Regions from separate parts of the Homo sapiens genome. Here all the other regions are linked to region 2. Evidence: chromatin loops called from intact Hi-C (ENCODE). Cell type or tissue: MCF 10A. All regions are shown on one strand. Region 1 has its middle 15 kb from the start of CTAGE1. Region 2 overlaps LOC124904265 (a long non-coding RNA gene). Region 3 overlaps LOC124904260 (a long non-coding RNA gene). Region 4 holds the start of LOC105372016 (a long non-coding RNA gene). Region 5 overlaps LOC105372017 (a long non-coding RNA gene). Region 6 has its middle 32 kb from the start of CTAGE1.

Region 1 (5,000 bases), 130 kb before region 2:
TTAGCAACTCAGGAGAAGAAGCTGTGGAGGCTTTGGCAGCAGCCTTCTGCACTTTGTGTCCTGTCATCTTGCAGAACATCAAAGGCCAATGTACACATGGGTCCAACACTCCAGACAATATTTTCCTGACCCCCTTGACTCCAGTGACCTTTACTTGGATTCCATTTCAACCAGCCACCCTCTTGGCTATGCTTGTTCCATGCATTCCCCAAAACTCCCCCATATGAGAATTCCCATGTTCAAATGACCACTTTCTGTCTGCACTGGGTCTGTTGGACTCTTGCTCCAGTTATTTGCACCACGTGTTTTCCTGCCTCCGTAAGACTCCCAAGCCTTCAGCCTGTCTTCCCAGCTACCAACGTATAAACTCTATCCTGTCCTTGCTCTTTTCCAAGCCTGGCTGCCCCCATGAATTATGTCCCATGCTTACCTCTGCAGCCCCCTCTCCTGCCACAGCCTGGTCTCTCTTTGCTCCTTGTTCCAGGCAAAACCATGACCAGATATTTCCCTGATTCTAAGATCCCATTTGTTGAAGAGACAATAATGTTTAATAACAGATTTCTAGAAGAAAGACAACACTACCACATGAAATGTATGCAGTCATTGGGAGAAATCTTTGTATTTAAGAAATGATCAAAGTGCAAACAGATCTGTTTTAGGATGGTGAGATTTCAGTTCTTCAGTCTCTCTCATCCCCAGGTCATGGGCACACAGTTTCTGGCTGGAATGGAAATACTATCTCATTTAACTTTTAAACAATGCTGCAAACTAGGTATTCGCATCACCATTTTATAAAATGGAAACAGTTTTAGAAACATAAAGTTATTTTCTCTAAGAAGGTTACACAGGTAATAAGGGAGAAAAATTATATTAGTCTGTTTAGGCAACCATAACAAAATACCATGGCCTGGGTGGCTTATGCAACACACATTTGTTTTCTCATGGTTCTGGGGGCTGGAAGTTTGAGATCTGGATGTCGGCAGGGTTGGGTGCTGGGGAGGGCTCTCTCCCAGGCTTGCAGAGGGCCACCTTCTTGCTGCGTCCTCACATGACCCTTCCTCAGTGGGTGCTTCCTCTCCTTATAAAGTCACAAATCCCATCATGCAGGACCCAACCTCAAGACCTAATGTAACTCTCATTACCTCCCAAAGGTCCATCTCCAAGGTCTCATTACCTCCCAAGGTCTCATCCCATTGGGGGTTAGAGCTTCAACATATGAGTGATGAGGGAGGGACACAAACGTTCAGTACATAACAATAATCATGTCTTAAACATAGGCCTTCTCATTTCAATTTCTAATTTCCTTTTATCCTGCTACACTGTAGCTGGATTCATTAATTCCTACTTGCCTTCTAAAACCCAGTCAGGGTGCCCACCGTGAAAAGCCCTTCCAGACCCTGTTTTCCAAGGCGGGGCTGGGCTCAGGGCTCTCCTCTGGGCTTCCCTCGGATCCTGTGCATTCTTTTAGTCCTTCCCACTGTGTTTGAGAATCACAGATAGGTCAAGGCCTTAGTAACTTTGTGTCTGTAGAACCAACAAGACTTGTTCCATCGTGGCCCTTCCAACAATATTTGTTCCGTTTCCCTGGAGCAATTTGACAGCCCATCGGGCATTGGGAACGGTTTTATCTGTTTTAGGACCATTAGAACTTCAAGAATCGCACAAATGCTACTGGTTTTTTTTCAGACCTTCAGAAACTCCCAAGCCAATGCTTTCAGGAAGTCTTAAATATTCATCTTAGAAAACTCTAATTAGTATTGCAAATTAAATGTATCCTTTTCTGGTCTGGCTATTATACAAATGGAGGTGTTTTTTCAGTTGTTGTTTTAAGACAAGGTCTCACTTTGTCATCCAGGCTGGATTACAGTGGCGTGATCATGCCTCATTGCAGCCTCGACTGCCTGGGCTCAAGTGATCCTCCCACCTCAGCCTCTGGAGTAGCTGGGACCACAGGCATGCACCACCACACCCCAAATGGAGGACTTTTTTTTTTTTTTTTTTGATGGAGCCTTGCTCTGTCTCCCAGGCTGGAGTGCAGTGGTACGATCTCAGGTCACTGCAACCTCTGCTTCCTGGGTTCAAACAATTCTGCTTCCTCAACCCCCTGAGTAGCTGGGATTACAGTCATGCACCACCACACCCAGCTAATTTTTGCATTTTTAGTAGAGACGGGGGTTTTGCCATGTTGGGCAGGCTGGTCTCAAACTCCTGAACTCAGGTGTTCTGCTTGCCACAGCCTCCCAAAGTGCTAGGATTACAGGCATGGGCCACCATGCCTGGCCCCAAATGGAGGTTTTTCACACCAGACCTGAAAATCCATTCGTTGGGGAGGATAGGAACGTCTAAGTTGTTTGATGTTTGGCCCAGACTTTTAGAAAATCCCACAAGTAAATTTTACTGGTAGGAACAGTGGGAATCAAACTCATCTCTTTGAAAGGCTTGATGATAGCAAAGTCTCCCGAGACACAAGTAGTGATACGGGAGATGGAGCAAAATAACTTGCTCCATATCTTCCTTCCTTAAAAGAATTGGCCAAGGAACGGCTTGGATGACTCATTGATCTCTGCCTGTGACCCGTGCCAGAGCCTTGCCTGCCGGGTTCTCTGAGTTTCTGGTGAAGCATTCAGACTCCATGCAGGAAGTGAGGTCATGATTGTTTTGGCAGTTTGGGTGGCGTTTATCCTTTGGTAGCGGCTGAAGTTTATCAGTAGGTTTAGCCTTTGCACTTTGAGAAACCAACTATTATCTCACTCACAATTTAGAATAATAAAAAGTCCATGGCAGAAAAACGTGCAGTAAGTACAGATAAAGAACAAACGAGGGAGAACCTGGTGTTCCTGTCCACATCAGCCCCCCAGGGCACACAATCTATCCATGCTCTGATAGAGTCCGTGAGAAGGCGCCACCGGCGTTCTCGCTTTTTCTTTCTGGTAGCAGCTGCAAGTCAAGACATTTCTTGGAGAGCGGTTGGGAGTAGAGAAAACACGTTACATCTTTAGTTAATAATTTGGATTCAGTTATATCCTGAAGTGACCTGCAAGGGGGACACTTAGGTTTAGGAAGACCTCTTAAAGGTTTGTCTCCTCCCTGGGAGCTGTAATCAGAGCAGTTAAAAGATGGGCTAAGCCTCCGCAGTTTGTTGTCAGAAGTGGCTAAGAAGAATCTGGTAACTGCTGTCAGGGACCCCTCCTGGAGGCTTCCTGTACCCCGTGGGACGCCGACCAGATTTCCAATGTGGTTCTAAGTCTGAGATGCTACAAGCTTATGCATTTACAATTACATAGAGAAACAGGGTTCTCCTTTAACACTTTGCTCATGAGGGGCATCCCAAAGACTAAAAAGTACGGAACTGCAAAAACAAACGAACAAACAACTTTGCAAATCTTGCTTTAAATATCCAAAGCAAGAGAAAAGTAACACATCACCATTAAAATGATCTTAGATTGGTAAACTATCTGAGCTGCTATACTATTATTAATGGGAAAAAAAAAAACACCTGGATGAAGATGTTAAATAATTCCATAAGTCACTATCATTCATCAAGCAAGTAAGAGACTTTTTATGCAACTACAAACTCTGGCTTGACTTCTTCAAATTTTGTTTTATGTTTTATTTTTTATATCTGGAATATATTGTGAGACTTAGAACAGATGGCTATAATCCCAAAGCATATATATGCATTATAGTTTTTAGGAGCTAAAAACTATAATTAAAAATGATTGTATGCACACACAGTGCTGAAAGATTTTTAAAACAGAAAAGCTTCATATAAAATGTGGACTTTCTCAGCCATCCTGTTACTTGATGCTCTGTAGACATGCTCTGGGTGAGAGGATCATACCTCACAGTGGGATCGGGACACCCCAAAGGGAGATTGTCTTGTAGTTGGATCAGTTCGGCCTAGTCCACACTTGGAACTCTCCCCTGCTGGTTTCAGTTACGGTAGACTGGAATTGGCACATTACCCAGAGGCGGAAGGGAAGTTACAGTGTCTGTGGATATGTATAGTGGTGCCTCACACACTAGATTTCATGTCAGACAAAGCAAGTTGAAATCTGCAATCTGCTTTTTATTAGCTTTGTGACCTTGGGCAAGTTAATCTCTTTAATCCCCGGTAACACTGTGGGGTTATTTTGAGGTTTAAATGAACCCACGACGGCCACTTCACTAACTCCCTAATTTTCTTATTACTCATCAGGTCCCCATGTTCTCTCATCCTTCCTTTCATGGCTTAATTAATTCATGGCTTAATTAATGGTTGGCTCCATCTTCACAAGCACCCTCAAAGCTCTCTTGTTTCTCTCCCTCCATTGTACTTGCCTGGAAACCCCCAGCCTAAGATGGATCCACCAAGCTACTCTTCTGGGAGAGAAATCATTCATACCAACAGGATCACAAAACACACTTTTCCACCTGCATCTGCCTTGTGCTCACAGTGCCGTTTGACCCAGTCGGCCACCATCTTCTTGGCTTCTTAACACCACCACCACTTCTTAACACTTCTTGGCTTCTTAACACCACTCTGAGATATACTTTCAAGTTCTTTGCTTTATTGTTTAAATTAAAAATAGAGGGGTTTTTTTTCTTGTTCAAAGGGTTGCAATAATAATTTTTCTAGAAGCCGGACACGATGATTTTACTGAAGAGACTCCAACCCTGCCTCTAATCAGAGGACCTAAATAATCACTGCAAATCCTGAAGCCCTAGAGCTGTGTTCCCTGAACACCTAAAGACAGAGGAGGTGAGGCCAGCAGTCTCCTTAACTCTCTGGGTCAGCCTCAGAGATGGCCATCAGCTGATTCCTCTTTTTTATTCCTTAAGGGTTGAGAGTTGAAGAGAGAAGTCAATTGATGCCACCACTGAGTTTTAGGACTTCAAAAAGAAATGTATAAATAGCTGTTTGGTTTTCTTGCCATTTCCACCAAGGTCTAAGTGGGTGGGGGTGAGGCGGGGTGTTGATGGACAGGGAGCAGCCATGATTCATTGGCCTCTCCGTTTTG
Region 2 (5,000 bases):
AAAATGAATGAATCAATCAACATATGAGTATTTAATGTGCATTAAGGAAACTTCAAAAATGTTTTCAGCCATAAAATGGAATAAAATACTGATACATGCTATAACCATGGATGAGCCTTGAGAACTTTAAACTAGGTGAGAGAAGCCACTTATAAAAGACCACATATTCTATAATTCCATTTAGATGAAACGTCCAGAACAGGCAACTCTATAGAGACGGGAAGTAGATTAGCTGTTACCTTGAACTGGGGGTGGGGGTAGGAGTAAGGGGACTGGGGGAGCGACTGCTAGAATTAATTGTGATGGTGATTGTACAACTCTGAATATGCTAATAACCACAGACTTACATGCTTTAAATGGGTGAATTGTATAGTATGTGAATTATATCTCAATAAATCTGTTACTGAAAACAGTTTCCGTTAAGTTAAATAGAAGCAGGTCCCAAAACAGCACCACTAAAAAATTCTCTTGCTAAGTGCACTGCTCCTTCCTATATGACAATGTAAACAGCAAATACTGTTCCTAGGACGGGGTCTGGTTTTTCACTTGGTCCCCAGTGCCTAGAACAATGCTGCTTATGGAAGGTACACAACAAATATTTGCTGGAAGAGAACTTGCAAATAACCAGATGGCCAAATTCAGACTTATACCACGCTCACCCTGCCATCTCTTCGCTGCACCCTCTAGCTTTCCAATATTATCATTTTATATATATAAAATATACAAATATATATTATTATATATACAAATGTATATTATTATATATAGTATCATTATTATTATTAATACAGCTAGTACTAATAACTAACAAACAACATTTTGTTTATATATTTTGTGCCAGGCACTGTACATATATTTGCTTCTAATCCTTATAAAACCCAGCAATGTAAACCCACTGAACCCAGGTCTGTCTGGCTCCCAAAGTTTTAGTCTATTATAAACACCGCCTGCTAAAAACACTAAACACAAAGGCAAGGAGAAACATCAACGAACATGCAAAAGAGAACCAGCCAAAGTCACCGACAGAGGAAACCAAAGAAAATCTGGTTTCTATGTTTATTTTAGTTTTAATTTTTATTTTTTTGAGACAGAGTCTCGCTGTTACCCAGGCTGGAGTGCAGTGGTGTGATCATGATTTCTATGTTTAAGCTGAAAGAAGTATCAAGAAGCATCACTCAAACACATCACTCAAAGAACGATGGCTTGTCTTATTTAAAATTATATCACTCATAGAACTATGGCTTGTCTTATTTAAAATTACGATAATTTTATACTAACCATGGATTATATATGCAACAGCTACGGAGGACTTACTATGTACATAGTTCACAGGAGCTTATGTTCGAGCCTGTTATAAAAGCTACTGTCTCTTAAAAAAAAAACAAAAATGAGTGCTCAGTATATTTGTCTAAGTAGTGAACAAAAGGTTTAACCGTACAGTAATGGAAACATTCTGGTTTCCCAAAACCTCTTCCTAAAGCTGAAACATTTTTGTGGAAAGTTAAGGAAAAGACCCAGAACTCTATGAAGGGCTGCCTAAATGACTACCCACAAAAGTAGCTGGGGAGAAATACAAATTAGAATACATCCAAACTATTCGAAAGCTACTGTGGTGTGTGCTTGGGCTTGAGCCTGCTGCCTAGGTGTTCATTAAGTGTTCATAATATTTCTTATGTCCATAATCCAAGATTCCAGACCCACATCCCAACCAAGACTCAGACCCGCCATCTTATCTCATGCATATTAGTTGGTATATATTGATACTACTTGTAATAATTATCCTAGAAAGACACAAAAACCTTCTAATAAAAGGTTCTATATTCCTCTATCTACTTTGCTATCAGAATTTTGCTCTAAGATTTATAATGAATAGCCCCCATTTTCAAGTTGGAAAAACCAAGTACCCCCTGAAAGTACTTACTGAAACTGTCCCAAAGATCCATAATAGTAATAGGAAAAAATCTCAGCATGTCCTTCTCCCAACTGTTAGAGATACTCACCTCCTATTTAATGTGATAGGAGGTGTTCCTTCTACTTACAAAAAATTCGTATATATATTTAATTTTTTCTTAACTAAGTCTGAAAAGGAGAGACAACCTAGGCCATAAGTATGGAAAAGATGTATAGTTTCCCTCTCTCCTTTTTATGGGCGACTCCAAAGTGAAAGTCCAACCACTTAGGCGGATGAGCTTCAAGAAACTCTTCTCAGGACTGTGGAATGTGCACTGTGTCTACAGTCATCCATCCCTAAGCATATGTGGTTGTCACCCTCTAGTGGATGATCTATGATAATAGTTGGCAGCCTCCTGTGGGGCACAAGCACGATATTATCCAAGACTCACCTATCTTTAAGACGTAAATGACAGATAAGACTGCACCACAACTCTTCAGTCTTGGACACATATTTCCTAGGAAAATGGGTGCGCACGTGCTGTTTATTCAGTCTGCCATTCCCTGCTTCTTTTGAGTCTGTGTTTGTGTTTCCTACTGGTGTCTGGCATTTTCAAGAACAATACACATTTCCTTGAGGCAGACTTCTCCTACCATTGAGATAGTCCTAGGCAATTGATTCCCAGATATTGTTTGTATCCAGACTGGTCTTGAAAGCTTTCTCTATCTGCAGGTCTACTGGGTGTACCCAACTATTTAGCTGGTAACCAGGCACTTGCCAGTAGAATGCCAGTTCTGTGTTGAACAATTTGATCTACCTAGGAAAGTTGTGGACGATAAATATTGTTTCCATGTTTGCCGCTGTGTAAGGAGCCTAAACATAGATTCTTAGAGACTCTGATAGAATTTTTAGAGGTGGAAATGATAGGGTTTGCATTACCTTAAATTTTCAAGACTCAACACCAAGCATTAGATTGGAAAATAGAACTTTTTACAAAAGCCCTCTAAAATGAAGTCTGGCTTTGAATTCATTAGTATTACTAGATTCAAAATATAATCACATGATTTTCTTCTCTCCATTTTATTAGGTAACTGAAGATTTACATCTGTAAATCTGGATGGGAACTGAATTCCTACATCATAGACAGTTTCAAGGAGGGAAGGATTATGTGTTCAGGAAATACTCTGCATTCTCAAAACTCTACATTGTTGGTGCTTAGATTTGCTCTGTGAGAACCTACTGAAATAAACCTTTTCTCTGGAAGACAAGTACAGTTTCCCGAAGATCTGTTTATTTGCCAGCAGAGGAGTTGAATATTTGAAGCCAAGCCACCTTGGTTCTAAATCTGTGGTTAAATGGAAATCAGAGCACTGAGATATGCGGTGCCCCTCCCCACTCTTACTCATTTGAAAGATGAAGAAACTGAGGCTTGGCAAGGTTGAGTGGAGTTCACATAGCTAGCTAACCACAGAGCTGGCACCAAACAGGAGCCCAGCTCTCCAACTCCTAGGCCCTTGCCTCTCAGGTGGAATTTTCTTAGTGATTAGGAGAAAATCAGTTCCCTAGCCCTGTTCACAAGAGTTTATATTCTGTTTGGTTAAAAAGCATTTTTCTTGTTGTAAGAAATAAGTAACATAAAATTTACCATTTTAACTTTTTTTTTTTTCCCCATAGAGTCTCGCTCTGTCACCCAGGCTGGAATGATGCAGTGGCGAGCTCTCAACTCACTGCAACTTCCACCTCCTGGGTTCCAGCAATTCTCCTGCCTCAGCCTCCCAAGTAGCTGGGACTACAGGTACGCGCCACAGCGCCCAACTAATTTTTGCATTTTGTAGTAGAGACGGGGTTTCACCATATTGGCCAGGCTGGTCTCAAACTCCTGACCTCATGATCCGCCCACTTTTGCCTCCCAAAGTACTGGGATTACAGGCGTGAGCCACTGTGCCTGGCCCATTTTAAGTGTTTTAAGTGTACAATTTTGTGGCATTAAGTACATTCACATAATTGAGCAACTATCCCCAGCATCTATTTCCAGAACTTTAAAAAATCTTCCCAAACAAACTCTGTCTCCACTATCTAATAATTTCTCATTCTCCCCTACCCTCAGCCCCTGGCAACTACTATTCTACTTTTTGCCTTTACGAATTTGACCACTGTAGGTGCCTCATATAAGTGGAATCAAACACTATTTGCCCCTTTGTTACTGGCATGTTTCACTTAGCATATTTTCAAGGTTAATCCATGTTGCAGCATGTCAGAATTTCCTTCATTTTAAACGCTAAATAATATTCCTGTGTTTGTCTGTGTGTGTGTGTGTGTGTGTGTGTGTGTGTGTGTATTACACTTTGTTTTGTTTGTCCATTCATCCGTCAATAGATACTTGGGAAAAATATTTTTTAAATGCACAATAAAAATAAATATAAATATGTAAGAAGTAAAAGCATCTCTGCAAGAGGCTTGAGGCTATATTTGTTTAAAAAAGACTGCTGGGAATTGCTGGAGTAATTAAAGAGTAATTTAATAATTTTACACAGAACTATTTTAAATTGAAACTGTGAGCTTTGGTTTACTTACCTTTATATTCTCTACCACCTCCCATGGCATCCTAGCATCAGCACAGGGTCACATGTGGTAGGTACTCAATAAATATATGCTAAATTTCCAAGTCATGCATAGGAAAAATCAAAGGCAATCTATATTATCATTGTTTTTCCTTTTTTGTTAATTTTATTTACTACACAGTGAACTGATTACTACAGTCAAGCTAATTAACATATCCATCTCTTCACTTAGTTACTGCGTATATACGTGTGGTCCGGGGGAGGGAGGGAGAGAACATTTGAAGATCTACTCCCTTTGCCAATTGCAAGTATGCAATACAGTATTATCAACCACAGTCACCAGGCTGTACATTAAATCTCTGGCAGTATTCATCCTGCATAACTGAAACTTTGTGTCCTTTGGGCAACGTTTCTTCAGTTCCCCTCCACTTCTGCTCCCAGTAACTACCTTTCTGCTCTGCTTCCATGAATTCGACTTTTCTAGATTCCACATAGCAAGTTCATGTCATGATTTTTCTTAATCATTCCAGAGGAAGATGATCTGCTTC
Region 3 (5,000 bases), 97 kb before region 2:
GAACAGTATGGGGGGAACTGCCCCCATGATTCCATTGTCTCCCACTGGGTTCCTCCCACAACACATGGGAATTACGGGAGCTACAATTCAAGATGAGATTTGGGTGGGGACACAGCCAAACCATAACACATACCAAGCCCTCCAGGTTGTACTGCCACTTTCTCTCTTGCACCTGTCCCTCATGCCATGCCAGCCACCTGCCTGAGTTTAGGGCCAGGTCACCTCTTGCCTGGATCACTGCAATGACCTTCCAAATCGTTTTCACCCCCTCCCCACTCTAATCTATCTGTCATTCTGCCACTAGAGAGAACTTTCTAGAGCACAAACTCATGATTTAATGTTCATGTATTTGAAGTTTGATTTCAGTTTGCTTCAAATAGAAAGTCTCTAGAATAAAAGACAAGTCCACCAGCATTTTTCCAGATCCCTTTCCTGTATTCCTCTACAGTCATGCTGTATTCTACCACAGTTGACTGCTGTGCCTTCCCTGGAATTCATTCTATATGTTCATATCTTTCTGCCTTTTTTTGTATCAAATCTCCTCAGAATTCCTTTTTCCACTCTTTTCACCTGAACTATTCTTACCTCAAGGCCTGCTTAAATGTTCCATCTTCTGTTGAGTCTTGCCTCATGTGATTCCGGGCAGAAACACTTGCTGCTTTCTTTCTGCTTCTGCAGTGCAACACACGTGTTTATATAACAGGGAATGGACCACATTGCTTTTCAGTTGTCCTCCTTCTATGTAAATTTGAAGAAGGATACTTATCAAATTGACACAGGTTTTGAGAAAAATACTCTTACGTGCAAAGTGTTGTGCTGGACATTGGAACAGTAGAAGTGAATAAAGAAGGCTTGCCTTCATGAAGTTTAAAATCTGGTGGGAAAGACATGTATTCAGCAAGTCATTTTAACAAATAATCATTTAAATACTGCTGTGAGAACTGCCACAGTGGAAAGATATAGGATGCTATGAAAGAAAAAACAGAGAAATCCACCTTCCCCCAAAGGGGTCGACACAGCTTTTCTGGAGAAAAGGTCTTTAAACTAAGACCAGAATGAGTTAGCTGGGTGAAGAATATATTCCAGGGTGAATATATTTTGGGCAGAGGTAATAGCCCTTGAGGATACCTTGTGATAAGAAAGAGCCTGAGATCATTGAAGACCAGAAATAACAAAACAAACAAACCAATATACAAACAAAAAGTGGGTGTACAGGTAATAAGAGAGAGGTGTGGCATGACACCACCGAATGGATTTATGACGAAAGGAGTCACTTGCTGAATCTGAAAGGGAAACTTCATCTTCTCTGCCTCCTGGCACCACACAGATAGGCCACTGACCTGGGTCCACATGGCAATGTTTTTGTCCTTTTTGTCATATTGCCTGAAATATAGACTCAGAAATATTTTTTTCTATGACCAAAAAATTGCTAAAAATTCTGATAGAAATGGATGATTCAGGCCCAACACCTTCTAGAAGTACTCCAATTTCGGTATGTGCTGTTTTGAGAGCCCACGTCTTACACAAGTGTCTAACAGCCATGTGAGGTGTGATTTTTCAGGATATCACCTTGATGCATGGTAACATGGCCCCATAATGAATAAGAGCATTTTACTGTACCTGAAACTCTGGGGTCAAGTCATATGGCTACGAATGTGGAGCAAAGCAATATGGAAACAATATGTTCAACTTTATGACTAGTAACTCATTGGCTCATGGACAGCTTTGTCCCAGCTTCTCTGGGGGTAGTTTTCCTGCTGCATGGCACACATTTGAGGAGCACTGGAAGTCCCACAGTTTTTCCCACACTACAGTATTCTGAGTATTGCAAGTAGAGATGGAACGGAGAGTGGGTTTGTCAAAATAAGCCAGCCCCACATTGAAAAAGTCACGTGTGCTTGGTGCTATCCACAAACATGAGTCACCCAGGGAGGTATGTAGATGCTTGTGACAAGAGAGGAGAGGCCTAAAAATAACAGTTCCACTGAAGGGTGGAGCTACAGGCTGCTGGTGTGTCATGTTTGGCTGCTGCTTCTGAAAATTCCTTCAGTTAAAGTAGCAAGTGGGATGACAGCTGCAGATACCTGGCTTTCAGGAGAGAAGTGTAGCAGGTATCCATTGAGGGGGGATTTCAGGGTCATGAACTCCTCCTTATTACTTATTTCCTGAAGCTGATGTGTGAAAATCCATACAAGAATCCCACATCTTTAGTTAAAGACTTTGATCCCCAATAAATCAGAACGACAGCACATTCGGCTGTTCTCAGTGACACATTTGAAGGTTGCTGGAGATACAAGGATGCTCAGAGTGTCTTCTTTTACTTTCTTTTAACTTTCTCCTGCTGTTCCATATACTACATGAGGGCAAGGACCTTGTTTGTCCTGTTTTCAGTTCCATCCTCGGTGTCTTGCACAGAGCAGGAGCTAAATAAATATTTGCTTAAGGAAAAATGGAAGGAATGTGTCTAGCCCAGCCCTCTTAGTTTGCAGGCAAGAATACTGAGCAGGGAGAAGAAACTTGCTCAGGATCATGCAACCTATCAGCAGGGGTAGGAGGGAAGCCAGCCTCTGACTCTCCACCCAGTGCTCTCACCTTTCCAACAAGCTAGCAATGACTCAGTGTGGCTAGAAGTGTCTTGTTGAGGGCAAAGACCAAACACGAGGTCTCTGGCTACTAGGCTGAGGTGGACAGTATGGGGCAGCAGTTCTGAGGGGGGCCAAAAGATAGTGAACTTCACTGGGAGGAGGTGACAAAGACAAGGCTTGCCACTGGAGGCTGCCCAGCAAAGTTTCAAGGGCACAGTGGTGCTCCTTTCTGAGCCTGTTGTGTTTGCCTAAATTTGTTTTTAATAAAACCTAGGAGAAAAGCACAAGTTCCTGGAGCAGCAGGGGCTGATGGCTTGTGGTCTGCTCAGGACCACAGACTTCACCTTATGCAGACAGCTCTATGGTCATTAATACTGAAGGCATGTGTGCTTTTTTTGTGTTTTGTGTTTTTCTTTTAATAATCAGACAATAGTTTACATCTGTGCATTGGCGAGGAGTCATGAAGAAGAGCATCCAAACAAAGATGAGAGAAGCCAGACTGGCAAGTGGGCTGGCTGGAAAAGAGAAGAGAAGCCAGACACAGTACTTTGTCTTTAGTCTCCATGGATAAAAATGCTTAAAGTTCACCGTGGGGAGAAGGGAGGGGAGGGAAAGGTCTTGAAGGATTCCCAGTGGATACAAACAATGGTCATTTTTGAAGCCAGTTTGCATTTAGTCTCACACTCTCTTGTCTTAAAACACTTCTGAAGCACAAGGCTTCTGAGAGAGTAGGGCAGTTGCAGGAGCAGCAGGAGGGGGCTGGGGTGGGACTGGGGTGTAGGGAGAGGCCTGAAGGACCCTCCTGGCCCCACATTCCTCAAGGCACCTAACAAGGAAGCAGAACCCTACCTGGTTAGAGGTCCATGTTCCAGAATCGATGGGTTCTACTGCTGTGCCCAGTCAACAGGATACCTAAGCTTTGACTTTGGGTCACTAAAGATTGTTTCTAGACAAAAGCCCTAGCTCACAAGTCTGGGGGCAGCTTGGGACTTTGTTTAGGCCAGGTTTACCAGCTTGGTGTGAGAATAGCATCAGATATTGGTTACAGTGGTGGGATACATTCCAAGACTCCCAGTGGATGCCTGAAACCTCGAGTAGTACTGACCCTACATATACATGCTTTTTCCATGTGAGAACTGAGATGACTACTACGTGACTAAGGGTGGGGAGTTTCTACAGTGTGGATATGCTAGACAAAGGCATGATTCACGACCTGGGCAGGATGACGAGAGATTTCATCATGCTGCTCAGAATGGCACGCAATTTAAAATTTATGGATTGTTTATTTCTGGAATTTTTCATTTAATATTTTTGGACCATGGATGACTGAAGATAACTGAAACCTTGGAAAGTGAAATTGCAGATAAGGGAGATTACTGTACAGGTTTACGTTGACTCAGTCTTCCTACTATGGCTTGAATGTTCGTGTCCCTTCCAAAATTCACAAAATAACATTGAAACGTTATCCCCAAGGCAACAGCATTAAGAGGTGGGGCTTTTAGGAGGTGATTAGGCCATGAGGGCTCTGCCCTTATACATGGGATTAGTGCCTTATAAAAGGGCTGGGGAAAACCAGCTAGGTCCCTTTTGCCCTTCCATCTCTTTCACAAGTTGAACCAACAAGGTGCCATCTTGGAAGCAGAAAGCAGCCCTCACTAGACACAGAATCTGCCAGCACCTCAATCTTGGACTTCCCAGCCTCCAGAACTGTGAAAAACAAATTTCTGTTGTTTATAAATTAGTCTGTGGTATTTTGTTATAGCAGCATGAACAGACTAAGACACTACCCCGGTCTGTGTATTTGGGCATAGAATTAACAATTATTTGATTCTCTCTCCTTGCCACACAGCTGCTGCCAGGGGATGGGGGCAGGGTGGTGTCGGCGATTCAACACTGTCTTTCCTTCTCTCTTCGGTGCCTCTTTCCTTGCTATGGTGTTAAACACAGGTACTGTGATCACTCACCTGACTTTCGGTTCTTATGGCGGTGCTTTCTTGGTGGATGGTGGTTCAATTTGGTGTTCCTTTGGCAAGGTTTGGGTGGGAACCAGTAGCTTTGATCAAGCTACTGCATGGAAAATCCCACAGGGATCAACTTACTTCATGTTATAGCCAGAGCAGGTTCTAGAATCTAGTGCTCAAGCAGCTTGTAGGATTTCAATTTAGAGATTAGGGAAGCTCCATCAGCTGAAGTAGGGTGAGGCTGGTTAAGGAATAGAAATAAAATGGAAGTAGTTCAGATCATTTCTCATTTAAAAAATTTTTTTATTAAAACAAATAACAATCTTCTGATTGATTGTCAAGGACGTGACGGAGTCTGAGAGGCTATATATTTTGAATTCGGGTTGTAAAGCACAGACATCCAAACCAACAGAACTCCCACACACACTTCAGGAATGCAGAGGGTTTTTGTTTG
Region 4 (5,000 bases), 670 kb before region 2:
TGTATTGGTATCTCCTTTCTTTTTAAAAACATACATATAGCATACATGATGACCTCATCTAACTTTTCACATTTTAACAACGATGACTTTTTTTTTTTTGAGACAGGTTCTCACTCTGATGCCCAGGTTTTGCTCTGTCGCATTCTCTGGAGTCCAGTGGCGGGATCTCAGCTTACAGCAGCCTCAACCTCCCTGGCTCAAGAAATCCTCCTACCTCAGCCTCCCAAGTAGCTTGGGACCACAGGCGTGTGCCACCAAGCCCGGCTAATTTTTGTATACATACATACATATATATAATACATACATATGTTGTATATATTTAAAATATATATATATATTTAAAATATATATATACATATATATATATTTAAAATATATATATACATATATATATATTTGGTAGAAATGGGGTTTTGCCATGTTGGCCAGGCTGGTCTCAAACTCTTGGACTCAAGCCATCTCCTGCTTCGGCCTCCTAAAGTTTTGGGATTACAGGCGTGAGCCACTGCGCATGGTCAATAATGACTTTTAATATCTTACTATACATAGAAGAACTTATTTTTTCGATTGCTCTGTAGCGGGAGACAGAAAAAGGAAAAGTCGGAGATGCTGCCATTCCAGAGCGGGGGGACCTTGGGAAGGAGGCCTGGGAGGTCAGGATTCTGGGCTGCACTGGCTTAATGAGTAGGGAGGTCAAGCAGCCTGGAAAGGTGTGGGATTCACTCCAGGGGTCTGGCCAAGTGGTTCCAAGCCAGGCAGTTCGTTTTCCTCTAACCCAGTCTCTCCAGTTTAGTTGTGTCTGTTATCCTTCAGCCCCATCTCCCCTCCCCTGGGGACGAAGGCGAAAAGAGTGAGGAGGCATTGCCCAGGCCCCTGGTACCTGCCGCGGAGGGAGCGAAGCCGGCCTTGTGCGGTCTTCCCGCGCCCCTCCTCTCCATCTAACCGTGGAACCGCCCTGCTCGGGAGCCCACTCCCCTGGAGGGCCGAGGGCGTCTTAGGCCAGAACATGAGGAGGCTGGATAAATGGGAATCGTCTCTCTCCAGTCGCAGCAAAGAGAATTTACTTGCGTAGGACCCTAGGCATTTCCTACGGGAAAAGAAGTGAAGACACGCCCGAGCTAGGCTGCCCCGCCCGCTCTACAGAAGGGGTGGTGCTGTCCGTGACCCCTCCCAACCCTCTCCACCCCGGAATGGCCTGGCCTGCACGAGGTAAGCCGGGCTGTCTGGACAAGAAGTGGTTTCCATCTGTGTATACTGTCAGAGACTATGTCAAGCCTGGTCTCTGCTGAGGAAATTGTTCTTTTAAAAGAAACTTCTGTTTTTTTTTTCTTTCAAAAGATGTGCTTTATAGTAGTGTGAAGTAACTGTCGAATGAGTATCATGATACTGAGTAAATATGGCAGCATCATGTTTAACGATAACAACAGACACTTATTTAGCATCCACTGTGGGCTGCGCACGGGCACTTTATATACACCATCTGATTCAATCATTAGCATTATGAGTTTCATTTCACCTGTGAGGATAGGGAGGCCCAGGGAGTTAAACAGATTGCTTACAGTCTTTCATTTGCCAGTAGCTGTGCTAAGATCCAAAAAATTTTTTTCTTATCTTTCCTCCCTCCCTGCCTGCTTCCCTCCTCCCTGCTTTCCTTCCTTCATTTTGTTTTTGAACACCCAAAGCCCATATTCCTGACATCAAACTCCTCCTGCCTTTGATGAGAACTCTGAAGAGTGTCAGGAAAGAAGTTGATCTGAGAAGTAACTGTAAAGAGTTTCGAGTTGAATGGGAAGAACTCGGGCAGTTAGTAACCTACCTCACCTTTCTGTTCCTTGAATTTTTCGGGTGAAGGACTGCAGGAGAACATGTTCCCCAAACTGGGATGTTTATTGGATGCACCAACCTCTTCTCCCACAAGGGGTCAGTAAAATCCCCTTAGTGAATAGAATGAAGCCCTGCTCCTCCCTGGCTTAGCGTTGGGGCAGTGAGGATCATTGCATTGGTGAATGGACCTCTGACCTTTACACGTTCTCCTCTCCATCACCTGGCTTTACTCAAGCTGAATTCATCCAGCGCTTGCACTCCATCCTCATGCTACCATGTGGTGGGAAACAAAGGGACAGAGAGCTCCAATTCATTCTTTTTTTTTTTCCCTTAGGGTTGGGGTCTTGCTTTTTTGCCCAGGAGGGCATGCAGTGGCATGATTATGGCTCACTGCAGCCTCAAACTCCTGGGCTCAAGCGATTCTCCTGCCACCACCTCCTTTCAAAGTGCTGGGATTACAGGTGTGAACCACCGTGCCCAGCCCTAATTCATTCTTTACTTTTAGTTTAGAGTAGTGTTTCATTTAAAAATTGCTGTACATAAAATATAATCACAAATGATTTCTCAAAATTCTGTATCTTGCAATTATTGTAACTGGATAAGGGTTTAGAACAAGAGAAGACATGTCTAAGTCTAATAATAATATAGTGAATATTTACGAAGTGTTATGAAGCGGCACTTTCTAAGTGTCTTATAAATGATAGAAACTGTGGGTCATGCTTTACGTGGCATTTGAACTCTGGCATTCTGGTCCCAGAGTTCCTGGCCCCTAAGCATCATAACATACTGCCTGTCTACCAGAGAAACAAAAATCAGTGTTTTCCATGGTCCTGGCAAGGATGATTATCAGTTCTATAAGCTAATATGGACATTCAGGAGGTGGATCAAGGTTTTGTGAGGCCCAGAGCGTATATAATTTGGGTGTCATCTTTAGGAAGATAACAGAAAATGACAAATACAAATGTATATGTGAAAATAAATTTTTATTTAGAATGAGAAAATAAATCACAACTGATCACAATTAGAAAAAAGACTACAAATGTCTCCAAATCCAGAAAAAATGCACATTTTTATTACTGAGCCCCCTAACGTATCTAATGCTTCTTTCCCCCATATCTTTAGCTTTATACTCTTTGATTGTCTTTCAATGTGTCTGCAATTTTCTACAATCATTTTTAGTAGAGAAAATAGAAATGTAATTCAGCTGTTCCTATTAGCGTGGTTGCTTGGTAATTATTATTGATGGTTGGGATGCATAACACATAGGATTTCACACATGACTATAACTTGCTGTTTGTAGTGCTTCTGCAGTTTTATCCCATACCTATAGAGAAATTCTGAAAATTGTATTTTGTGTGATCCCCTCCAAAAAGAAAAAAAGCAAAGTTTGTTCATAATTGTATGTGCTGTATTATCAGGTATATTCGTTTTTTTTTTTTTTTTTTTTTTTTTTTTTGAGATGGAGTCTTGCTCTGTCACCCAGGCCGGAGTGCAGTGGCACGATCTCAGCTCACTGCAAGCTCCGCTTCCTGGGTTCACGCCATTCTCCTGCCTCAGCCTCCAGAATAGCTGGGACTACAGGCACCTGCCACCACGCCCGGCTAATTTTTTGTATTTTTAGTAGAGATGGGGTTTCACCATGTTAGCCAGGATGGTCTTGATCTCCTGACCTCATGATCTGCCCGCCTTGTCCTCCCAAAGTGCTGGGATTACAGGCGTGAGCCACCGCACCCGGCTAACATATTCTTCACAGGAGACAAATTCCATTTTGATTAGTTTTTTTCTTTTAATTTATTTTTTAAATAGAGATGAGGTCTCACTAAACTGCCCAGTGTGGTCTTAAACTCCTGGGCTCAAGCCATCCACCTGCCTCGGCCTCCCAAAGTGCTGGGATTACAGGTATGAGTCACCATACTCCGCCATTGACTAGTAGTTGTTAATGGAACCTTTGGCTTACCATTTTCCATGTCTGACAGTTGGAAGAATTTTTCACAGACCACCTTCTGGCTTGATTCATTTCAAACCTTTTTCCTCCACAATCTATGTACTTCTCATGCCAGATGCCATAGGACACAGTGTATAGGGATAGCCCTGGTTCTTCCCGTCATAACACTAGGCAGGGAGTGAGATGAGGGTGCTCCTAAGATAGCTTAGTAATAAGTAATAAGTGAAGAATTCACAGAAGTAATTGTAAGCCACATAAATGTATCCAACAAAACCCCAAATAAATGTACCCTCAATGCATTCTCATCTGCCTCAATGTACCTTCAGATATGCCCATGGCTGGTCCATCCCACCTGGCACAGGGAAAGAGTGGAGAAAGGAAAGTGAGAGTAGAAACAGAAAATAGTCATAACTGATAGCAGTTAAATATATTATTTTTGGCTGGGTGTGGTGGCTCACACCTGTATTCCCAGCACTTTGGGAATACAGCCGAGTCAGGAGGATCCCTTGAGCCCAGGAGTTTGAGACCAGCCTGGGCAATACAGTGAGACCCCATCTCTCTCTCTATATATAAAATAATTAGCCAGGCATTGTGGTGTGTGCCTATAGTTCCAGCTACTTGGGAGGATGAGGCAGGAGGACTGCTCAAGCCCAGGAGGTTGAGGCTGCAGTGAGCTGAGATTGTGCCACTGCACTCCAGTGTGGTTGACAGAGTAAGACCCTGTCTCAAAAAAGAAAAGAAAAAGAAAAAACAATGTAATCATGCAAATGTGAAAACACTGCTGGACCCTTCCCAAGCCTTGGAGGGCCTGTGCAAATGAGGGTCCTGCAGCCTAAGCTGCATTAACTTTAGGGCCAGTCCCTGTATGGAACATCCTTAGAGACCTAACTCACCCACCAGCCTGAGGCAGCTCCAGGGGAGTGCCAGCAGACAGCAGAGCAATGATCTCACACCCATGGCAAACAAGGACGCGTTGTCCACCCACTAATAGGACCTCACCACCTGCAGGCGGGCAGATCCCAAGGTTTCCTGATATTCCCTACTGCTGCAGTCTCTGCTTGGGACAAAGTGCATTGCTTTTGCCATGAGTCACTGTGCCAGTAAAAAAGGTTAGGGGACATTCATGTCACAAAAGCAAGCGCTCAACTGGGACCTGAGAAGAGACAGCCTTCTTGGGTCACAACTGTCCACTTTCTCCAGGTGATATGGTTTGGCTCTGTCCCCACCCAAA
Region 5 (5,000 bases), 340 kb before region 2:
GCAGAGTAAAAGAAAAGATTTTGGATGTATTTAAAATTTTGGTCTACATGATTCAGTGAACTCATATGCTAATTTATTTATTTATTTTTAATTTCACAGCCTAGACCTTACAAGCTAATCTGGTTTTATGAGGTGTTCTTTGTAAGATTATGTAAAATTAATGTAAAATTTAATGTAAAATTATCCAAAAGTGGATAATATGCTTTTTGAGACAAAGATGGGTAAAGGAAAACTGATCAAAATCAGCCAAAAGAATAATGAAGCTGGGCATGGTGGTCACACCTGTAATCCCAGGACTTTGGGAGGCTGAGGTGGGAGGATCACTTAAGGTCAGGAGTTTGAGACTAGAGTGGGCAATATAGGGAGATCCTGTCTCCACAAAAAATTTAAAAAAACTAGCCAGGCATGGTGGCACACACCTGTAGTCCCAGCTCCTCAGGAGGTTGAAGTGGGAGGATCACTTGAGCCTGGGAGGTTGAGGCTTCAGTGAGCCTTGATTGTGCCACTGTACTCTCACCTGGGCAAGTACAAAAACAAGAAGAAGAAGAGTGAAGAAGAGTGATAATAATAATAGTAACAGGCCAGGTGTGGTGGCTCATGCCTGTAATCCCAGCACTTTGGGAGGCCAAGGTGGGTGGATCACTTGAGGTCAGGAGTTCAAGACCAGCCTGGCCAACATGGCAAAACCCCATCTCTACTAAAAATACAAAAATTAGCTGGGCGTGGTGGCACATGCCTGTAATCCCAGCCACTGGGGAGGCTGAGGCCGGAGAATTGCTGGAACCTGGGAGGTGGAGGCTGCAGTGAGCCAAGATCATACCACTGCACTCCAGCCTGGGCAACAGAGTGAGACTCTGCCTTAATAATAATAATACTAATAGTAACAAAAAGGAGAGTAACAGTAGTTACGCTCAGGTCATTGAGTGCCAGCTCGGAACTGAACTTTGCATTCATTGTCCTCTTGAGTCCTGCAACGTAGGTTTGATCATCACATTGTTTTAGATCCAGCCATTGGCAGAGGTATGATTTGGCCCAATCCACTCACTTGAAAGCTCCCACTCCCTGTGGCCACTCCTTTAAAACAGAGCCTTGCTCCTCAAAATATGGTCTGATCACCTGCAGCGTGGGCATCCCCTGGGAGCTTGTTGGAGCAGCTCAGGCTCTGTCCCAGACCTATTCAAGCCAAATCTGGATTTAGCAAGACTCTCGAGGGATTTGTATTCAAGTAAAAGTTTGAGGAGCACTAGTTTAGATGATTCTGCTTTAGAAAAAACTTTCCCTACGCGTTAATACTTATCAAGTGTTCCCTTGCTTTATGGCTGAAGAAGGAAAGCATCACACTAAGGATGGAGAGAAGGCTGTCCTGGTTGGGGAGGGTGGAGTCCTTGCTCTACTGAGAGGGTGTGCATTTCTGAACCCTTGTTGCCTGTTTCTCTCCTTGAAAACTGAATATGTCATAGGATGTACAACACCAAGGGTGAGCCCTAACACGGACTATGGACTTTGGATTGTAACCAACGTAGCACTCTGGTGCAGGATGTGGGGATGCGGATAGTGGGTGGGGCTGTGCGTGCTGGGGGAACAAGGGGTCTGTGAGAGCTCCGTACTTTCTGCCCAATTTTGCTATGAACCTAAGACTGCCCTAAAAAATAAGGTGTATTCAAACCTGAACACACCTTAATGTATTCAGGCTGTGGGCCTTGCCGAAGATGGGACAGCTAGTAAGATAATGCCTGTTAAATTCTTTTTTAAAAAAATCATTTGGATAAAAGTGCTTTTGAAAGACAGGGTTTTGTCAAGTGCTATGATCTCATCATCTGGCAGCCCCGGCGGGCAAGGAGTCCAAGGGAAACCCAGGGCGTTGACAAGTGGGTGACTCAGGTGCCGGCCCTGCTGGCGGTGAGCAACTGCGGGGTTGGAACCCGTGGGAGGGGCAGGGAGATGTGCTGAGCTCCTTTCTGGCCAGTGCTGATGTCATCAAAGCCCCAGGGCTAAGGCTGTGCTTTCCACCTGCCCTCAGAAGCACCAGTACTCCTGGTTTCTTATTTATTTATTTTTTCTCTTCTCTCTGGTTTTCTGGGTTGTGTTTTCCCCTTTGTTCTTAAATAGTTAGTTGGGACCTGTGGTAGCTCTTTCAAGGGCTCTGCTAACACAGGACAGCCCTGGACCTTGGCTTATAGGGACTTTATATCCTCATTGTCAGTCCCTGGGGCAGTTAATATGCCTGAAACGCCCTCCACTCCCTCTTAAATGTGTGTGTGTGTGTGTGTGTGTGTGTGTTTGGTTTATTTAATACTATTCTGTAGCATAGGTAAAAGGCTTTAAAAAAACCTTTTCTGCTATCTCATTTGATTCTAAAGACAGTGTCTGGTCAATGGATGGGTGATGGTATTAGGAACACAGGCTGGGTGTCAATCATCCTCCAGTTAATGCAGAAAGAAGGATTCAGTGAGTGAAGTGACTTGCTTAAGGGCACACAGCTCTGTGCAGGTGGGCAACGTGGGAAGGCTCCCAGGGCTCTCCCTTACAAATCCCCAGGCATCTGGCTTCCTAAGCCTGAGGCCTTACTTGTCCTGCCTAAATACTACTAGGTCAGCAAAACTTGTTAGCCATAAAGAGAGAACACTAACCCTGTGTGTCACAGGGGATTCAGGATCAGGGTGGTAGAAACCAATAGGGCCATTTTTTCCTCTGGGCTGTGCTGTTTCTGCCAAGCACCTTCTTGTTTTTATCCATAATAAAAATAAGTGCTAAGTTTTTCATTTTACTTATTTTTTAGATTTTGGGTGTGTTGCCTAGGCTGGAGTGCAGTGGTGTGATCATTACTCACTGCCGTCTGCAGTCTTGACTTTCCAGGCTCGCTACAGCCTCCAGAGCAGCTGGGATTACAGGTGCACACCACCACAGCCGGCTAATTGTTTTTTTTTTTTTTTAGAGATGAGGTCTTGCTGTGTCACCCAGGCTGATCTTGAACTCCTGGCCTCAAGTTATCCGCCAGCCTTAGTCTCTCAAGTTGCTAGGATTATAGGCGTGAGCAACCAAGCTCAGCTGGTGCTAAGTTTTAAGAAATAAAATAACCAGAAAAATTAGGCCAAGTGAAATAGTTCAACTTAGCTTAGCAATGGCAAGCTCAGGTCTTTTCCAAATAATGAGGAAACCTGGTGAAACCACAGTAACCTCAGTGAGCTGTGGCCTTTGCTGACGAGATGGGTGATCAGAATTTGAGGCAAATGGTCCAAGTAGCTGTTTATCGTCTTCAACTTTCACAGCTTCCATTCCAAGCCAATAACTCACTTCTGGGCCCCACAAGTGACCTGTGTTCTACACCTCTATCAATTTTCCCCGAGGTGACTTATTCATTAGCAAATGTGAAAAATTACTAATTAGCACCCCTTCCATGTGAAAGCAGTCTAGACTATTGGTGGGTGTTCAAAAAGGAAGACAACTTCTCCCATCCTCTTGCCTTCTGAGATACTTGGATTTACACAGGAAGGATGTCTCCACTAATGAAACTACCACAGCCTTAGAGACATTTTAAATGGAAAAAGTGGATATAAAAATAATGCTAAAAAAGTTTGAAAAGGCACACTGGCAGCAATGAGGTGAAAAAAAAGGTCTGAAGAAAATGTAAAAAACCCATAAAACCCATAATACTACCATCTTCATATGATAGAAGCATTTATATATTTTCATATTTTCTAGTTTTGGTCCACAAATAAAGACACATTTATTTGGCATTGTGGCAAGCTCATTGTAACATACTCACTGAATATTATCCATTCCTCCCACCTATATCCTATGTTTATACATTGCCTTCATAATGATCATTTTTGATGTCTGCATAATATTGATCATGTGGACACCCTGAATGTACTAAGCAAACTCTTGATTTAATTTTTTTTTTTTTTTGAGATAGGGTCTCCCTCTGTCACCCAGGCTGGAGTGCAGTGGCACAATCATAGCTCACTGTAACCTTGAACTCCTGGGCTCGAGGATCCCTCTTCAGCCTCCTGAGTAGCCATCACTACAAGCATGTGCCCTCATGCCCAGCTAAAATCTGCTCTCTTGGCAAATTACCAGTATATAATACAATATTATTAATTATAATCCTCATGTTGTACATCAGATCTCTTTAACTTATTTATCCTACATAATTGCAACTTTGTACCTTTTGACCAAAGGAAATGAAATCACCACCTTATAAAGGTATCTGCATTCCCTCATTCATTGCAGCATTATTCACAATAGCCAAGATCGGGAACCAACCAAAGTGTACATAGACAGATGAGTGGATAAAGAAATTGCAGTATAGCTATCTGTCTCTATACACATATAATGGAATATTATTCAGCCTTTACAAAGAAGATGGAAATTCTGTCATTTGAGACGAAATGGATGAACTTACAGGACAATATGTTAAGTAACATAAGGCAGGCACAGAAGGAAGAATACTGCATGCTGCCACTTATGTGTGGAGTCTGAAAAGAAATTAAATATGGGAAGGAGGAGGCAGGAAATGGGAATACTTAAGTCTAACCAATCCCTTTGGTGGACATTTTGATTGTTTCTGGATTTTCTGTTATTGATGGGACCAGGAACATTTTTGCATGTAGATACTTTGAAATTGTTTTCTTAGGAAAATCTCAGCAGTAGCAAATGAAGACAGGACTTCAGGAAGAGGGGCCACTCTTCTACCTCTGTCCTCTCTGGAGGGAGACACACAGCACTTTCAAGCCATCTCACAGAGGGCGACTGGTTGTGATTTCTCAGGCCCTTTAAATACCTCTCCTCTGCTCCTTCTGCTTCTGCCTTCATTTCCTCCCACTCTCCTTCTCAGTGCCTTTCCTCAGCCCAAAGCTGTCCCTTGGACTCCTCCTGAACATCTGTCTCCCCCAAAGGCTCTCGTCTGAATGATCCAGCTTTTCACTCCTGGCTCCTTTCTGAAGATCTGTCCTGAAATGCAGGAAGCGGGGAGGGGAACAACACATATTTGAATCCTA
Region 6 (5,000 bases), 180 kb before region 2:
TGTTGGATGTGGTGCCTGGAGCTTTGTAGCCATCCTGAAACTGAGAAAAAGATACACATGAGGACAAATATGACCCATGAGGGTGGCGGAGCAAGGGTGATGGAAAGAACCTGGCCCTTGATGACATTATTGAGACTTGGAATCAAGCAACCCTGAATCTTCTATCTCTGGACTTCCTGATATGTGCAATAATAAAAGTCCTTATTTTAAAATCAATTTCAGTGAGGGTTTTATGTTACTTGAAACTGAAAACATTCTAAGTGATACATCAACTTGACTTCTGTAATGTTATTTTAATTGTAGAACATGTCTAGACTGTAATATATTTAATGAATCTCCTGTGACTTAACATTTAGGTAGTTTTCTATTTTTAGCCACTGTAATATGAAGAGGGTCCCTTTCTGAAAATAATGCCAAATAAAAGTTGTAAGCACATTTTGGCTTCCTAAGGACAGGAGGCCTGTCTCCCTCTGAACCAGATCTTCATTCATATTTGTTGAGTCCCTTCCATGCTAAAGGCTCAGGATAGAACGGTAACTTAAAACTAACAAGGGACCAGGTGCAGTGGCTCACGCCTATAATCTCAGCACTTTGGGAGGCTGAGATGGGCAGATAGAGAGTCCTGGCACTTGAGGCCAGGAGTTTGAGATCAGCCTGGCCAACATGGTGAAACCCCATCTCTACTAAAAATACAAAAAATTAGCTGGGCATGGTGGCTTACGCCTATAATCCCAGCTTTTAGGGAGGCTGAGGCAGAAGAATCACTTGAACCTGGGAGGTAGAGGTTGCAGTGAGCCGAGATTGTGCCATTGCACTCCAGCTTGGGCAATAGAGCAAGCTCCGTCCAAAAAAAAAAAAGAAAAGAAAAACTGACATTTTCCTGGTTCTCATGTAGCTCCTAAGAGCTTGTGTTCTTTAGATTTGGCAAAGCCAACACATGGTCCTTTAGTTATATAAATGTGAAGCTAATTTCCACCCACAGGTTCTTGGAAAAATAAATGGAACAGCAGATATATTGAATTGAGAGATTAAGTGCTTTGATTAATATATATTTATATATATATGTATTTTAGCATACAGAGTTATGGCTCTAGACTTTGTAACTTCTTACAGAAATGCACAATTTTCCATGTATGAATTTGAATGACCTATCCCTTTAAATTATTATTTATTCAAGGGTATGTGTTTTTTTTGCATATCATTTAGGAAAAGTTGGGGATAAGACTGATAGAAGTAGTACATTTTGCCTGAGCATATGGATATATAGAAAGAATACTATTAAAATAGCATTTTTGAAAATATGATTTTTGAAAGGACTGGTTTTTGTTTGTTTGTTTTTTGTTTTTTTTTAAAGGTAGCTCTGCAAGAAGAAATTGTTTGTGCAGTAGTAGCAGCGGTGGCGGTAGGGGCATAGCATAGCTCATGAAGCAGGAAGCCTGGGGATGCTGTACAGTACTGCTTCTTGTTAGCTGTGTGATGTTGGACAACTCTCTACACTACTGAGTCCTAATATCTTCATTAACCAAAGGTAGAGATAAAATGAAATCATTTACCTCATTGGGTTACTTTGAAAAATTGCACCCTAATGTATGCAAAAGAGTATAATTGGCTGGGTGCAGTGGCTCACGCCTGTAATCCCAGCACTTTGGGAGGCCAAGGCGGGTGGATCGCCTGAGATCAGGAGTTCGAGACCAGCCTGGCCAATATGGTGAAATCCCGTCTCTACTAAAAAAACAAAAAAATTAGCTGGGCATGGTGGCAGGCAACTGTAATCCCAGCACTTGGGAAGCTGAGGGAGGAGCATCGCTTGAACTTGGGAGGTAGAGGTTGCAGTGAGCCAAGATTGCGCCACTGCACTCCAGCCTGGGCAACAAGAGCAAAACTCCATCTCTAAATAAATAAACAAATGAATTTTTTAAAAAGAGTATAATTAACTGGGAACATATCAACTTTAGTTTTTGTTTGTTTTTTAGATGAGTCAAGGGAAAAATACTTCGAAAATTGAGTTCTCAGGCCAGGCTTGGTGGCTCACGCCTGTAATCCTAGCACTTTGAGAGGCCAAGGCGGGTGGATCACCTGAGGTCAGGAGTTTGAGACCAGCCTGGCCAACAAGGAAAAACCCCATCTCCACTAAAATACAAAAAAAAAAAAAAAAAATTAGCTGGGCATGGTGGTGGGTGCCTGTAATCCCAGCTACTCAGGAGGCTGAGGCAGGAGAATCGCTTGAACCTGGGAGCCAGAGGTTGCAGTGAGCAGAGATCACATCACTGCACTTCAGCCTGGGCAACAGAGCAAGACTCCATCTCAAAAAAAAAAAAAGAAAAAGAAAAAAAGAAAAAGAAAATTGAGTTCTCAGATATTTACTGTAAAAAATAACATGCTTTTATGTATTACACAATAATACATGATTATTGTTGGAAAATGAAGACAGCAAACCCACCCTCCCCCAGTGTCAACGTGTCTGCTCAGAGTGTCTCCCTGACATTTTCTCACCCTTTGCCTCAAGTCAATGGGAGGAAGTGACACCATACATTCTTTCTTTACACGGAGTAAAATCTATCAGCATTATCCTCTAATGCTGATTAATTCTTAGTCATTCTTAGGAAATCCTTCTGTGCTCGGGTTTCATAAATCATCACCCGTATTTTACTTTAGCAACTTGAAGATTTATTTTACAAACATTTAAATTATTGGTCCATCTGGAATTAATTTTGATATAGATGGGAAAGATGTGTCATTATATTATAAAATGGATATCTTTGCAAATGGTACTTACCGCTATTTATTGAATAACCCAGACTTTCATTACTAATTTGAGTTGGAAACTTTTCCATATACTAAACTACTGCATGTATTTGTGAATGTTTTTGGGCATGCTATATATTGTGCACTGAATTTTCTATCCATTGCTCAATTGATACCACGTTTTAATTAACATTGTAGGAGGTTTTAATGTCTAATAAGGGACTCTCAACTTTTCTTTCCAAAGATCATTTGGCTTTCTAGCTTGTTTATTGTTTCTGAAGATATTTTTAATCCTTTTATTTTCATGTTGCAGATACCCATGAAGATGCAGAAAAATCTTCACACTCTCAGCAATTTAACAATCTAAGGTAACAGGCACTATAATTCCAGAAGCAGGAAGTAAGATGTCTAAATTCTAAGAAAATCAGAGCTGCGTTTAGAAAAACTCCTAAGGATTCTACTTGAAGAGTTTCCTGGCTTTGCTGCCTCTGATTATACCCTCAATACACATTGCAATACTCTATTTTTGCAATTAGTTTTTATTTTGTTTTGTTTTGTTTTTAGAGACAGGATCTTACTCTGACTTCCAGGCTAGAGTGTAGTGGCATGATCATAGTTGACTGCAGCCTCAAACTCCCAGGCTCAAACAATCCTCCCACCTCAGCCTCCCGAGCAGCTGGGACTACAGATGCACACCACAACACTCGGCTAATGTTTTTTTCTTTTTGGTAGAGACAGGATCTCACTATGTTGTCCAAGTCACTCTCAGACTTCTGGCTTCGAGTGATACTCCCTCCTTAGCCTCCCAAAGTGCTAAGATTACAGACATGAGCACCTGGCACTGCGTTTTGTTGTTGTTGTTGTTTTGTTTTGTTTTGTTTTTCTGAGATGGAGTCTCGCCCTGTCGCCCAGGCTGGAGTGCAGTGGCGCAAACTCGGCTCACTGCAAGCTCTGCCTCCCGGGTTTACGCCATTCTCCTGTCTCAGCCTCCCGAGTAGCTGGGACTACAGGCGCCCGCCACCATGCCCGGATAATTTTTTGTATTTTTTAGTAGAGACGAAGTTTCACCGTGTTAGTCAGGATGGTCTCGATCTCCTGACCTCGTGATCCACCCATCTCGGCCTCCCAAAGTGCTGGGATTACAGGCGTGAGCCACCGCGCCTGGCTGGCACTGCATTTTATCTTTTAAAATAGGCGGTTCCCCATCAGAATATGAACTCATTTAAGGGCAAGGACTATATCTTAAATATCTTTTGTACCTTTGCACGGTGACCAAGACATAGTAAATGCTCAAAAAACATTTAATGAATGAATGAATTAATTAATAAACTCTTGTGTGATGGAATTCTCTGGCTGTGTCTTTCCTGTGTCTCTGCTGGAGTAACAGGTGCTGGGATATGGCAGCTTGCCCAGCCACCTCGTTGCTCCTCCGTGTTGCCTCGTGAGTTTCATATTTATACAACCTTGTGCTTTCCAGGCTCTACAGACCCTTGCTAATGGATTCTTCAATGGCTTCATCCTTCCAATTTCTTCCTCTTGACATTTTTGCATGTTGGGATTATGTATATCCCTGAAATAGTGTGTCTCTTGGCCAACGGTGAGCACTCCATGATCTCTATCCTTCCCCTGATTCTAAATTCCCCCAAGGGCCTGGTAGGTAGGGAGGTGATGAGCAGATGAAGCTGAGCCCAGTTGGTTCTATCCTGGGCCTCCTAAGATCCAGTTTCTTTTCTTCTAGTTCAAGAAAAGCCTCCCTTCCCCCTTCCTTGGCACATAATGGGCACTTGGCAAATGTTGGTTTCTTTCAACTTGACACCTTCTATTCTGCTTCCCTCTCTGGATGGCAGGGTATAAATAGCAAGGCCTCACATCATCTGTTAACCATTTTCAAAAAAAAGCTCGGGGCTACCATGAGGACATGATGAATTAAAAGAAAAAAAAATGGTTCCAAACTACATTGGTGCCCAGGCCAGGTGGGTATTGACCAACTAAAATGACTTCATCTAGGCCAGTGCACTTGACTTTATTTTTCTTAAAGAGTAGAGAAGTGAGACCTTTATTATGACTTTGAAATCTGCATACTTGGGTGCAAATCAGGAAGTATGTGCAAAATGCCCATGGGGAAGGAGCCCAGGAATAATACATTATTCTTTTGAAGTTGTTCACCCTGGGTTTACTTTAAATGCCATTGGCAGCTTTCCTCTTAATGCTTTCTGGGTCCACTACATATGAAAAATGGAAAACCAAAGGTTTTC

The links. A loop is a pair of places that touch in the nucleus more often than their neighbours do. Peaks named below come from ENCODE experiments on the same cell type or tissue, not always from the same donor. Only the 100,000 strongest peaks of a DNase experiment are listed, where the experiment ranks them.
Region 1: it touches region 2 in a loop (5-fold over the local background); 7 of 110 quality-filtered maps call a loop at or near these places.
Region 3: a loop joins it to region 2, with 11 times the contacts of the local background. A loop is called at or near these places in 45 of 110 quality-filtered maps.
Region 4: a loop joins it to region 2, with 11 times the contacts of the local background. A loop is called at or near these places in 43 of 110 quality-filtered maps.
Region 5: it touches region 2 in a loop (4-fold over the local background); 7 of 110 quality-filtered maps call a loop at or near these places.
Region 6: a loop joins it to region 2, with 5 times the contacts of the local background. A loop is called at or near these places in 19 of 110 quality-filtered maps.

Annotation. Positions count from the first base shown.
Region 1 is chr18:22,430,183-22,435,182 of GRCh38, forward strand. No RefSeq gene overlaps it. Among named protein-coding and RNA genes, the nearest start is that of CTAGE1, 15 kb to the left of the region's middle. In MCF 10A, no CTCF peak of the experiment used is centred here; a DNase peak (open chromatin) is centred at 2,599.
Region 2 is chr18:22,561,038-22,566,037 of GRCh38, forward strand. The region is part of intron 2 of LOC124904265 (a long non-coding RNA gene); the gene reads left to right. Among named protein-coding and RNA genes, the nearest start is that of CTAGE1, 150 kb to the left of the region's middle. In MCF 10A, a CTCF peak has its summit at 2,261 (motif pointing left); DNase peaks (open chromatin) are centred at 2,254 and 3,324.
Region 3 is chr18:22,464,278-22,469,277 of GRCh38, forward strand. It overlaps LOC124904260 (a long non-coding RNA gene), which reads right to left. Exons shown (of 3, transcript XR_007066305.1): 1 at 586-5,000. Among named protein-coding and RNA genes, the nearest start is that of CTAGE1, 49 kb to the left of the region's middle. RefSeq lists enhancers at 3,291-4,490, 3,689-3,983. In MCF 10A, no CTCF peak of the experiment used is centred here; DNase peaks (open chromatin) are centred at 1,944, 2,574 and 3,754.
Region 4 is chr18:21,896,008-21,901,007 of GRCh38, forward strand. It overlaps LOC105372016 (a long non-coding RNA gene), which reads left to right and starts at 926. Exons shown (of 4, transcript XR_935276.3): 1 at 926-1,209. In MCF 10A, a CTCF peak has its summit at 1,942 (motif pointing right); a DNase peak (open chromatin) is centred at 1,934.
Region 5 is chr18:22,221,947-22,226,946 of GRCh38, forward strand. All of the region lies in intron 2 of LOC105372017 (a long non-coding RNA gene), which reads left to right. Among named protein-coding and RNA genes, the nearest start is that of GATA6, 55 kb to the left of the region's middle. In MCF 10A, no CTCF peak of the experiment used is centred here; a DNase peak (open chromatin) is centred at 1,895.
Region 6 is chr18:22,383,408-22,388,407 of GRCh38, forward strand. No RefSeq gene overlaps it. Among named protein-coding and RNA genes, the nearest start is that of CTAGE1, 32 kb to the right of the region's middle. In MCF 10A, no CTCF peak of the experiment used is centred here; DNase peaks (open chromatin) are centred at 1,884 and 2,504.